Regions from separate parts of the Homo sapiens genome. Here region 1 is linked to region 2. Evidence: chromatin contacts called from ENCODE Hi-C or POLR2A ChIA-PET data. All regions are on one chromosome and are shown on one strand. The core of a region is the stretch at or near the end of the contact, and the rest is flanking DNA. Distances in the headings are between cores, read along the strand shown.

Region 1 (2,548 bases), core at 49-2,548, 960 kb after region 2:
CTGGAGCAGGGGGCGGCGCTCGTCGGGGAGGTTCGGGCCGCACAGGAGCCCACGGAGTGGGGGAGGCTCAGGCATGGCGGGCTGTAGGTCCCGAGCCCTGCCCCGCGGGGAGGCAGCTAAGGCCTGGCGAGAGAAATCGAGCGCAGCGCCGGTGGGCCGGCCTGCTGGGGGACCCAGCACACCCTCCGCAGCCGCTGGCCCGGGTGCTAAGCCCCTCATTGCCCAGGGCCGGCAGGGCCGGCCAGGCTCTCCGAGTGCGGGGCCCGCCGAGCCCACACCCACCTGGAATTCGCGCTGGCCCGCAAAGCACCGCGCGCAGCCCCGGTTCCCGCCTGCGCCTCTCCCTCCACACCTCCCCGCAAGCTGAGGGAGCCCGCTCTGGCCTTGGCCAGCCCAGAAAGGGGCTCCTCAAGTGCCGCCAAAGTGGGAGCCCAGGCAGAGGAGGCGCCGAGAGCGAGCGAGGGCTCTGAGGACTGCCAGCACGCTGTCACCTCTCACTGTTTGTCTGTAGGGTTGATGGTTCTGTGTCGCTGGCCTCAACCTCAGGACAGGACATGACCAGTGTCCCCCCTGGATAGCAGCCAGGGGCCGTGCCAGGTGTGGAGACTGAAGATGTGGCCAGCAGGACCCTGCTCAGTGGAGCTGCCTAGAAGCACCAGAGTGCCCCAGGGCCAGGATGGAACCATCAAAGCCGGCCAGAGGGCCCTGTGCCCAGGGTAGGTGCCTTCTCCCTATGAGCCGCCTAAGGGCAAGCCCTGCCTCCTGGTCTGCTCCCTGCCCTCCCCCAGACAGGCTCCCAAGTTAACTGGCACCAGCCAGTCCATGAGGGGCCCTTGTAGAGAGCGGGGCCCAGAGAAGTCTGTAGGGACTAGGCAATCCAGGAAAGCTTCCTGGAGGAGTAGGGTGTTTGGAATCGCGTGCTATTTGTTCACTTTGTCGTGTGCGCTCTAACGGCCTGTGTTCTCCATCACAGTTTATCTTATTCCCTGCTGCACTCAGCACAGTGCCTGGCGCGCAGTGGGAACCGAATGACCCCCTCCTATTCCTTATGTCAGTTGCCTTTTGTCTGTTTCTTTCATCGTAAGCAGGAATCTGTCCGGTTCGCGGCTGCTTCCCAGGCGCCCAGACCAGCGACCAGCACCGCGTAGGCGCTCGGCACAGACCGAGAACGGAGGCCCCACGCGGGGGCGCCCTGCGGCGAGGCGGGTCCCGGCCGCGCCCGGCGGAGCCGGGGAACTACAAGTCCCATGGTGCATCGCGGCGCCAGCGCGCAGACGCAGCCGCCCTCGGCGTCCTCTGTAGCGGGCGACCTAGGCCGCGGGACCCGGACGGAGGTAGAGGCCAGGGCAGCGCGTCCGGGAGCGGAGTCCGCGCCCGCCGCCGCCATGCCGGACAGCTGGGACAAGGATGTGTACCCTGAGCCCCCGCGCCGCACGCCGGTGCAGCCCAATCCCATCGTCTACATGATGAAAGCGTTCGACCTCATCGTGGACCGACCCGTGACCCTCGTGAGAGGTACGAAGCCCCAGCCCGGGGCTCCCTCGCCGGCCTCTGGGGACCCCTGGATCCCACACCCTGCCTGGATCCTCCAATGCCTCCGGGGTCCCGTCTGCCTGAGACCGCCCCCCGCTGCACCCCGGGGACAACTCCCCACCCCCGGAGACCTCCGAGCTCCGTCGCCTCCTTTGGCCTCCCACTGCACCCCGGACCTCACCTCCCAGGATCCCTTACTCTCCCCTGCACCCCGGGATGCCCCGCTTCTTCCCAGGACTCTTCCCTCCCTGCCGCACCCAGCGCCCACTGCCCCAGGACCCCGCACTGCTCTCCGCCCCCCGCCGCCCCGGGCACCCCTCCACTGCACCGCTGGCCTCAGGCCTCTCTCAAATGTCTCTCTGCCGGATGACCAAGTGTCGGGGTGATGGCCGAGATGCCCAAATTCAGCATCTCTGGAACGAACCGGGAAAATGCCCAGTTCAGTTTTTGTTGTTTTTTTTTTTCCTGAGACAGTCTCACTCTGTTGCCCAGGCTGGAGTGCAGTGGCGCGATCTCGGCTCACTGCAACCTCTGCCCCACCCCGGGTTCAAGCGATTCTCCTGCCTCAGCCTCCCCAGTACTAGGATTACAGGCGCACCACCACCACGCCCAGCTAATTTTTATATTTTTAGTAGACACGGGGTTTCACCATGTTGGCCAGGCTGGTCTCGAACTCCTGACCTCAGGTGATCCTCCCACCTTGGCCCCCAGGTGCTGGGATTACAGGCCTGAGCCACCGTGTCCAGCCTGGTTCAGTTCTTTTTGAACACTTGGGGTGCATAGCATGCTCTGGTGGTTCTTCCGTAAGAGGGTGAAGTCTCCAAATCAAACCCCCAAAGATCTGGAAACCGTGCAACAGCGGACCCAGCTCCCTCTCTTTTGTAGCAGTTGTAGAGCATGTCTGTCCTATGTGTCTGGATGTTCGAGCTCTCCTTTTAGCTCGTTCATTTCCCAGTGAGGAAGCTGAGGCCGTAAGGTGGTAAGTTCTGCTTGCTGGAGGCTCCCTGTTGGAGCC
Region 2 (6,739 bases), core at 1,418-3,917:
GGCAGGGCCACGCTCCCCAATGAGACTCCAGAGGAAGATCCTTCCTGCCTATTCCAGCTCCTGGTGGCTCCAGGTGTCCCTTGGCTTGTGGCCACATCGCTCCAACCTCTGTCCCGGCTTCACGCGGCTGTCTCCTCTGCATGTCTGTCTCCTCCTCTGCTTCTATGAGGACACTCATCGCTGGATTTAGGTCCCACCCAGATAACCCAGGATGACCCCACTGCAAGATCTTTTGATCAATTACATCTGCAAAGACTCCATTTCCCAACCAAGCCAGAGTCACAGATTCCCAGGGTCAGCTGTGGCCACCGTTCAGCCTGAAACATGCCGCGTCACCTCACCCAAGCCTCACATCGCCCCGTGAGGAAGCCACCGTGGAGGTGAAGTTCAAGTTCTCACCACCTGCCCTGTATGATTTCTCCTCCAGGGAACCCTGGGTGTCCACGGAGGGGCCGATGGCTGTCCCTGGCCCGTCATGGGGCCCCAGCTCTGACACCTGAGCTTCTGAATTCACTTGTTTAGTTTTTCAGGAACATTTTTTCCTTCGGTGCCTTTCCAGGGAGCCCCAGGGGTGGGGGCGTGGAGTTCTCCCCTGGGCCTCCGAGGGGCTTCTGCTGCCTGAGGGGTCCGTCCAAACTGTAGCTCAGATCCGCCGCTGCTGCCCTCCTGGCCCAGCGGAATGCTGGCACCTCCAGGAGCTCTTGGCAGTGAGCCACGTGGTGGACAGTCCCTTGCTCTGAGGGCCCTGTCACCTGGGCACAGTTCAGGGTCCCTTGGAACTGGAGATGTGGCAGGAGGGAGGCCCAGCCCCCTTCTGGGCTCCCTGAGGCTCCACTGAATCTTTGGAGGGGAGAGACGCTGGATTCCTGGTGGTGACCTGAGGGCTCACACAGGTAAACCAAGCAAGACCGTGGGTCTGTGGCACCCCACATCTGTGCACCTGTGCAACCGCAGTCTGATGTCCCTCCCCGGTGAAGGGACCCGCACATGTGCACCTGCCGCAGCCCCGATGTCCCTCCCCGGGTGAAGGAACCCACGGACGTGGCTCATCCATACCGCGGAACGTGAGCCATGAAAAGGGGCAGCCTCGGCTCAGCCACCGCAGGGAAGGACTCGACACACGCCGAGCAGAAGAGGCCAGGCCTGAGAGGCCACCTGCGATTCCATCTGCGGAAATGCCAGAAAGGGAGGTCCGCAGACGCAAGAGCTGGACTGGGGGGACGGCCGAGGGGCGAGGGGTTTCCTTCCGGATGAAATTGCCCCAGAACGACATGCAGGGCGTGGGGAGGTGGCTGCAAGATACTGCGGCCCCGCTGGATGCCACAGCACCCCATGCCGTGAACGGCTAATTCTACGCCATGTGGATCTCACCTCAATCAAACAATTGGAAGATTCCCAGCAGCTGAGATGACTCACGTTCGGGGGTGACTCATCCAGGCCACCGGCATCGCGTCGCTTAAAGACAAGCCTGACCTTTCCCCAGAAGCCTCAAGACCACAGTGGCCTCCCACGGCGGAGGGCAGTGCCCAGGGCTGGTGTTCATCCAGGGCACGGGACAGGCCTGAAGTGCAGACATTTCCTCTGCCAAGCAGTGGACGCAGGCTCGGCCCCCGCTGGCCAGGGGCGGCTCTAAGTTTGGAAAAACGAAAGTCCCGTGGCAGAGTGGGCCCCTGGGGTGGGATCCTGGAGCCAGGGCTGGGCCAAGGTGTGGGTTGAGAGACCCGGGGGCCTTCCCTGCAGCTGGCATGGAGTGATGGGGAGGGGGTGCTGGGTGGAGAGGGAGCTATAGAGGCCACAGGAGGGGTCCCTAGCCTCCAGCACCATGGCCGTGGTCTGGGGGGCATCCTGGCAGCCCCATGGAGTGGCCGTGTCCAGGGACTGAGCTCCAAATGAGGAACCGTGCGGGGTCCAGAGACCCTGCACTCACGCGGCCGGGCCCCACCTGCTGCCACAGCCCCCTCATGGGCCTCGCTCACACCCACTCCTGCACACAGCATGCGGCCCCACAGCCCCACGCCAGACAGTGTCCAGGCTTTGTGGAAAGTGCTGCTCTGACGGAAGAGGCCTGCGCAGGTCCTGCTGGCCAGGAGCCCGGTGGTGGTCCCGGGAAGGGGTGGATGGCTGCCAGCTGCTTTCCTGGGAAAAGCCCAGAGCCCCTCATGCCCTGCACTCCTCTGATGGCAGCCTGGACACGGCACAAGGGGACGCCCTGGAAAGCCCTCGGCACGCGGTCGTGGCGGCATCAGGCCTCACGAGCCAGGGCCCATCAGAGGCGGAATCTGACCTGGGCTGAACTCAGGCCCCCAAGGTGCACTGGTTGAAGCCTTAGAGGAGGGACACGGGGGGCTGCGACCCCACAGGCTGCTGTCCTTAGAGGAGGGACACGGGGGGCTGCGACCCCACAGGCTGCTGCCCTTAGAGGAGGAGGCAAGGTCCACGGCAGGCACAGAGGGACCAGCCCGAAGGCCCCTCAGGGGTCTGGAGGGCTCTACCCCCTGAGGTCGTCCACTGTCCTGGCCCGAGGACCCTCTGCTGCCCTGTGTGGACCCCCTGGGCATGAAGCACATAGGGCAGTGGGTGGCACTGACGGAGCAGCCTTCTGGAATGTGCCGCCCTGGCTCGTGCCGGCCCCGCGTGTGGCCCCGGGAGCTCAATTTCCTGACAACACTCAGTCCTGAGGTTTCCTGCCCCCTCAGAACCATTGATGAGTGTTTTGTGGTTAAGAAAAAGAAAAAGAAAACAAAACCAAAACCTGTTATTTTTCCCAAGGTGAACGTGAGCGCCCTGTGAGGAGGCCCAGGCGATTTCCCACCCTTCACATGCGTCTCCAAGCCCGGAGCACGGCAGGCACAGGAGTGACCAGCAAGCCTGGCCCCAGCCCCAGCCCCAGCCCCACTCCTGGGCCTGGGTCAGTATTGATTCAGGGAAGGTGGCTCCAGCCTTGCCCATGGTGCGGGGAGCATGTGGGGTGCCCCAGGAGGCTGTCCAGAGAGACCCCTGGAGCCGGGTATCCACACAGACACGCAGGCGGGGAGGGGGCAGAGATGGGGGAGTGAGAAGAGATGGGGGCTGGGCGCCGTGGCTCATGCCTGTAATCCCAGCACTTTGGGAAACTGAGATGGGTGAATTGCTTGATCTCAGGAGTTCAAGACCAGCCTGGCAACATGGCAAGACCCCATCTCTACAAAAAATACAAAAATTAGCTGGGCATGGTGGTGTGTACTTGCAGTCCCAGCCAATCAGGAGGCTGAGGTAGGAGGATCACTGGGGCCCAGGAGGCAGAGGCTGCAGTGAGCCAAGATCACACCGCTGCACTCCAGCCTGGGCGACAGAGTGAGACCCTATCTCGAGAAAAAAAAAAAAAACAGATGGGGAGGGAGAAGAGACGGGGGAGGGGGTAGAGATGGGGGAGGGGACAGAGGGAGCAGAGATGGGGGAGGGGGTAGAGATGAGGGAGGGGACAGAGGGAGCAGAGACAGGGGAGGGTGTAGAGATGGGGGAGGGGACAGAGGGAGAAGAGAAGGGGGAGGGGGTAGAGATGGGGGAGGGGACAGAGGGAGAAGAGAAGGGGAGGGGGTAGAGATGGGGGAGGGGACAGAGGGAGCAGAGATGGGGGAGGGGGTAGAAATGGGGGAGGGGACAGAGGGAGCAGGGATGGGGGAGGGGACAGAGGGAGAAGAGACGGGGGAGGGGGTAGAGATGGGGGGAGGGGACAGAGGGACAAGAGATGGGGGTGTTCCTGTAGAGGCCCCAGGTTCACCTAGCCCAGCTGGCTCTCTCCACAGCATCCTGAACCCAAGGACTTTTCAGCTTCTTGCTTACCTCCTAAGACAGAGAGCTCATTCCCTGTGCAGGCCTCCTGTGCTGGGGTTGGGGAGCTTGGAGTGTGGCAAAGTGTCTGATTCCTTCTTCTTCCTTCAGCTGTGCACCCAGGGTCTGGAGCGACAGAGCTGGGCGTGTTACAAAGCCCCTCACCGTGTCGGGGCAGGCGTGCTGGGGACGGAGCTGGGCACCAGCTTTTGTGGTCCTGTCCAGCAACCCCCGCAAGGCTAGCGAGGGAGGTGGGTGTGAACAAGTGAGTGAATGGAAAATGGGCAGATGGATGTGTGGTGTAGACCCAGGAGGACTTGGCGCTCCTTCTGTCTGGAGAGGAGTGAACCCTCCCCGCAACACCCGATTGGCAGATTTTCTTCCAGCCTCCACGGTGGCCGAGCCAAGTGTTATAAAAACACAGGAGAGTATGTCAGGACAGGCAGGGCCACACTTTGCCGCAAGGTGACAGGTTAAACAAATCCCTCCTCAGAATTTACTGCCTTCATTTTTGCTTCAGAGCAAGGCCCTGCCACGGGATGTATTTCATGCAGAAATATCTCCCCTGAGCGCCCTGGGGGGCAGGACGCCTGCTCGCAGAAGGCGGCTCTAGATTTTTATATGAACAAAGGGACCGTCCTGGTTGACACGGTGAAACCCCGTCTCTACTAAAAATACAAAAAATTAGCCGGGCGCGGTGGCAGGTGCCTGTAGTCCCAGCTACTCGGGAGGCTGAGGCAGGAGAATGGTGTGAACCCGGGAGGCAGAGCTTGCAGTGAGCTGAGATTTGGCCACTGCACTCCAGCCTGGGCGACACAGCAAGACTCCATCTAAAAAAAAAAAAAAGACAAAAAACTCACCCAAACCAAGTCCTCTACAGAAAGACATTTGTAAAACTTACTTTCCAGCCATGAGTAAATCAGCGGGTAAGAGGGAATTTCCATCTGAAGTGGGCAGTGATGATTTTATTTCTTGATTGTGTGCTGATTTTGTTTTTTGGAAATGGTGTGGGGAGGGGAGGTGGTGGCACTGGGGGTCTGTGCCATGCTCCACTGTCCACCAGGAGCTGGGCCCCTGCCTCCCTCCCTATCAGGAATGGGGTGCAGGCGTTGGCCCAAGGGCATCACAAGGCCGATGGGACTTTAGAGAGAGCTGGGGCGGAGCTTCAGGGACTGGGCACGTGGGGTAGGATTTGGGTTATGAGAGGTGGACCCCTCCCCTGCGCCCACCACTCAGCCCCCAGCCCCCAGCACCAGGGGAGGGCTCTGTGCTGGGACAGCTGATGTGGGCTCTTGGGACTGAAGGGACACTGGGCCTTGGATGGGTCCTGGGACCGGTCCTGACCCTGCAGCATGTCAGCCGGTTCAGCCTCACATCCCTGCTCCCTCTGCGGCCACCTCCCAGATGGATCCCTGGAGCTGCGCAGGGGACCTGGCCACCCCACCTGCCCTGTCCACGGAAACCATCACCCAAGCTTGGAGCTGTGCAGGGGACCCGGCCACCCCGTCCCTCCTGTCCACAGAAACCATCACTCAAGCTTGGAGCTGCGCAGGGGACCCGGCCACCCCGTCTGTCCTGTCCACGGAAACCGTCACCCAAACTTGGAGCTGTGCAGGGGACCCGGCCACCCTGTCCGCCCTGTCCACGGAAACCGTCACCCAAACTTGGAGCTGTGCAGGGGATCCGGCCACCCCGTCTGTCCTGTCCGCGGAAACCGTCGCCTGAGCTTGCTCCACGTTCCAGACCGGGGCAGCGGGTTCCCCAAGGCTCCATGGCCGTGGGATGTGAGGGCCTGGAGCCTTCCCGGAGCAGGATGGAGGGGAGCAAGGCGGGAGGGGTGGCGGACAGCGAGTCCAGTGCCTTCTTCTAGATGGGGACAGGCTTTGGTGCTGGGGGACAGAGGGCTGGGCCCTGGGATCGTGGCAAGACAGGCCATGGTGGCCAGCCCGCTAAGTCATGTCTCAGGGAACATGGCAGGAGTCCTCGTGCCTCTTGGGAGCAGACCTGCAAAGGCATTTATTTAGGGCTCTGGGGTGCGGCCCAGGGAGGCTGGAGGAGGCATTTCCCAGGTGGCAGCTCCTGTTCTCTCCTCCCCGAACACCAGGCATGGCCAAGGGGGATCCTGGTGCCTCTCTGCTCCGGTGGGTGTGAGTCACCAGGGCACACAGGCGAGGCCATGGGTGGTGGCTGTGCCTCGGTCTGGCCAGACGGGTCATGTCTCCACCAGGCGCCTGGAATAGCTCTCTGGGGCATCCAGCTCAGGGAAAAGGGTGTGGGCGCCCTGCAGGACGGACGTGGCTGGAGCTGCAGCAGCCCTGCCAGGTAACTGGGACCCAGCCAAGGGTCACACTCTCTGGCCCAGAAGCCAGGAGCCGACCGTGCCCCATCCCTCCCTATTACAGCCCCGCATCCTTCTCCCACTCCTGCTCGGCTGTGCCGTGCCCTTGAGGGGAACCTGGCCAGCTTGGTGCCAAGTGCTGTCACTCCCAGCAGGCAGCGTCCTTCCCATGGCCCAGGAGGGGTGGGGGTTCCTGGGATGCTCCCACCTGGGACTCCAGACTCTAGCAGGGATCCCTGCTGTCTGAACCCCTGTGGCTGACCCCACGGCCCCTGGCCCCGTTTCCTGGTACACCCCATCTCTGTCCCTGGTGGAGCTCCAGCCCTTCATTCCCCTCTCCTCATCACCAAGTCCCCGGGCCCAGGCTTCCCGGTTGGGCAGTGGAAAGCCAGGACATCCTTGGAGGACCCAGGAAGCCCCTTCAAGGGGGACCGTGATGGCTGAGGCCCCAGGACCTCGCGGGGTGATGGATGGGGGTGGACGTTGGTGCCAACCAGGCAGTCTCCAAGCTGGGCCGAGTTTTGGAAATGACCTCGTCTTCCAACCTTCCGCTTCACAGACGGGGCACAGAGGGCAGGGACCTGGGGCCCG

What was found. Hi-C counts contacts between places; a loop is a spot of excess contacts on that map. ChIA-PET counts read pairs that join two places held with the same protein, here RNA polymerase II (POLR2A).
Region 1: a map of breast epithelium shows a loop between it and region 2 (17-fold over the local background). The contact joins the promoter of NDUFB10 here to the enhancer-like site in region 2. A Hi-C loop is called at or near these places in 1 of 168 maps with a recorded cell type or tissue (breast epithelium). POLR2A ChIA-PET finds 5 or more read pairs at or near these places in 1 of 52 experiments (HEK293T).

Annotation. Positions count from the first base shown.
Region 1 is chr16:1,958,240-1,960,787 of GRCh38, forward strand. It overlaps NDUFB10 (NADH:ubiquinone oxidoreductase subunit B10), which reads left to right and starts at 1,299. Exons shown (of 4, transcript NM_004548.3): 1 at 1,299-1,515. The coding sequence starts at 1,386. RefSeq lists an enhancer at 1-356 and silencers at 1,079-1,388, 1,819-1,928.
Region 2 is chr16:1,001,489-1,008,227 of GRCh38, forward strand. No RefSeq gene overlaps it. Among named protein-coding and RNA genes, the nearest start is that of SOX8, 23 kb to the left of the region's middle. RefSeq lists enhancers at 414-1,070, 2,722-2,771. Within about 2 kb of position 2,668, at least 3 of the 41 ENCODE cell types and tissues checked have a DNase peak (open chromatin) inside an H3K27ac peak, as active enhancers do.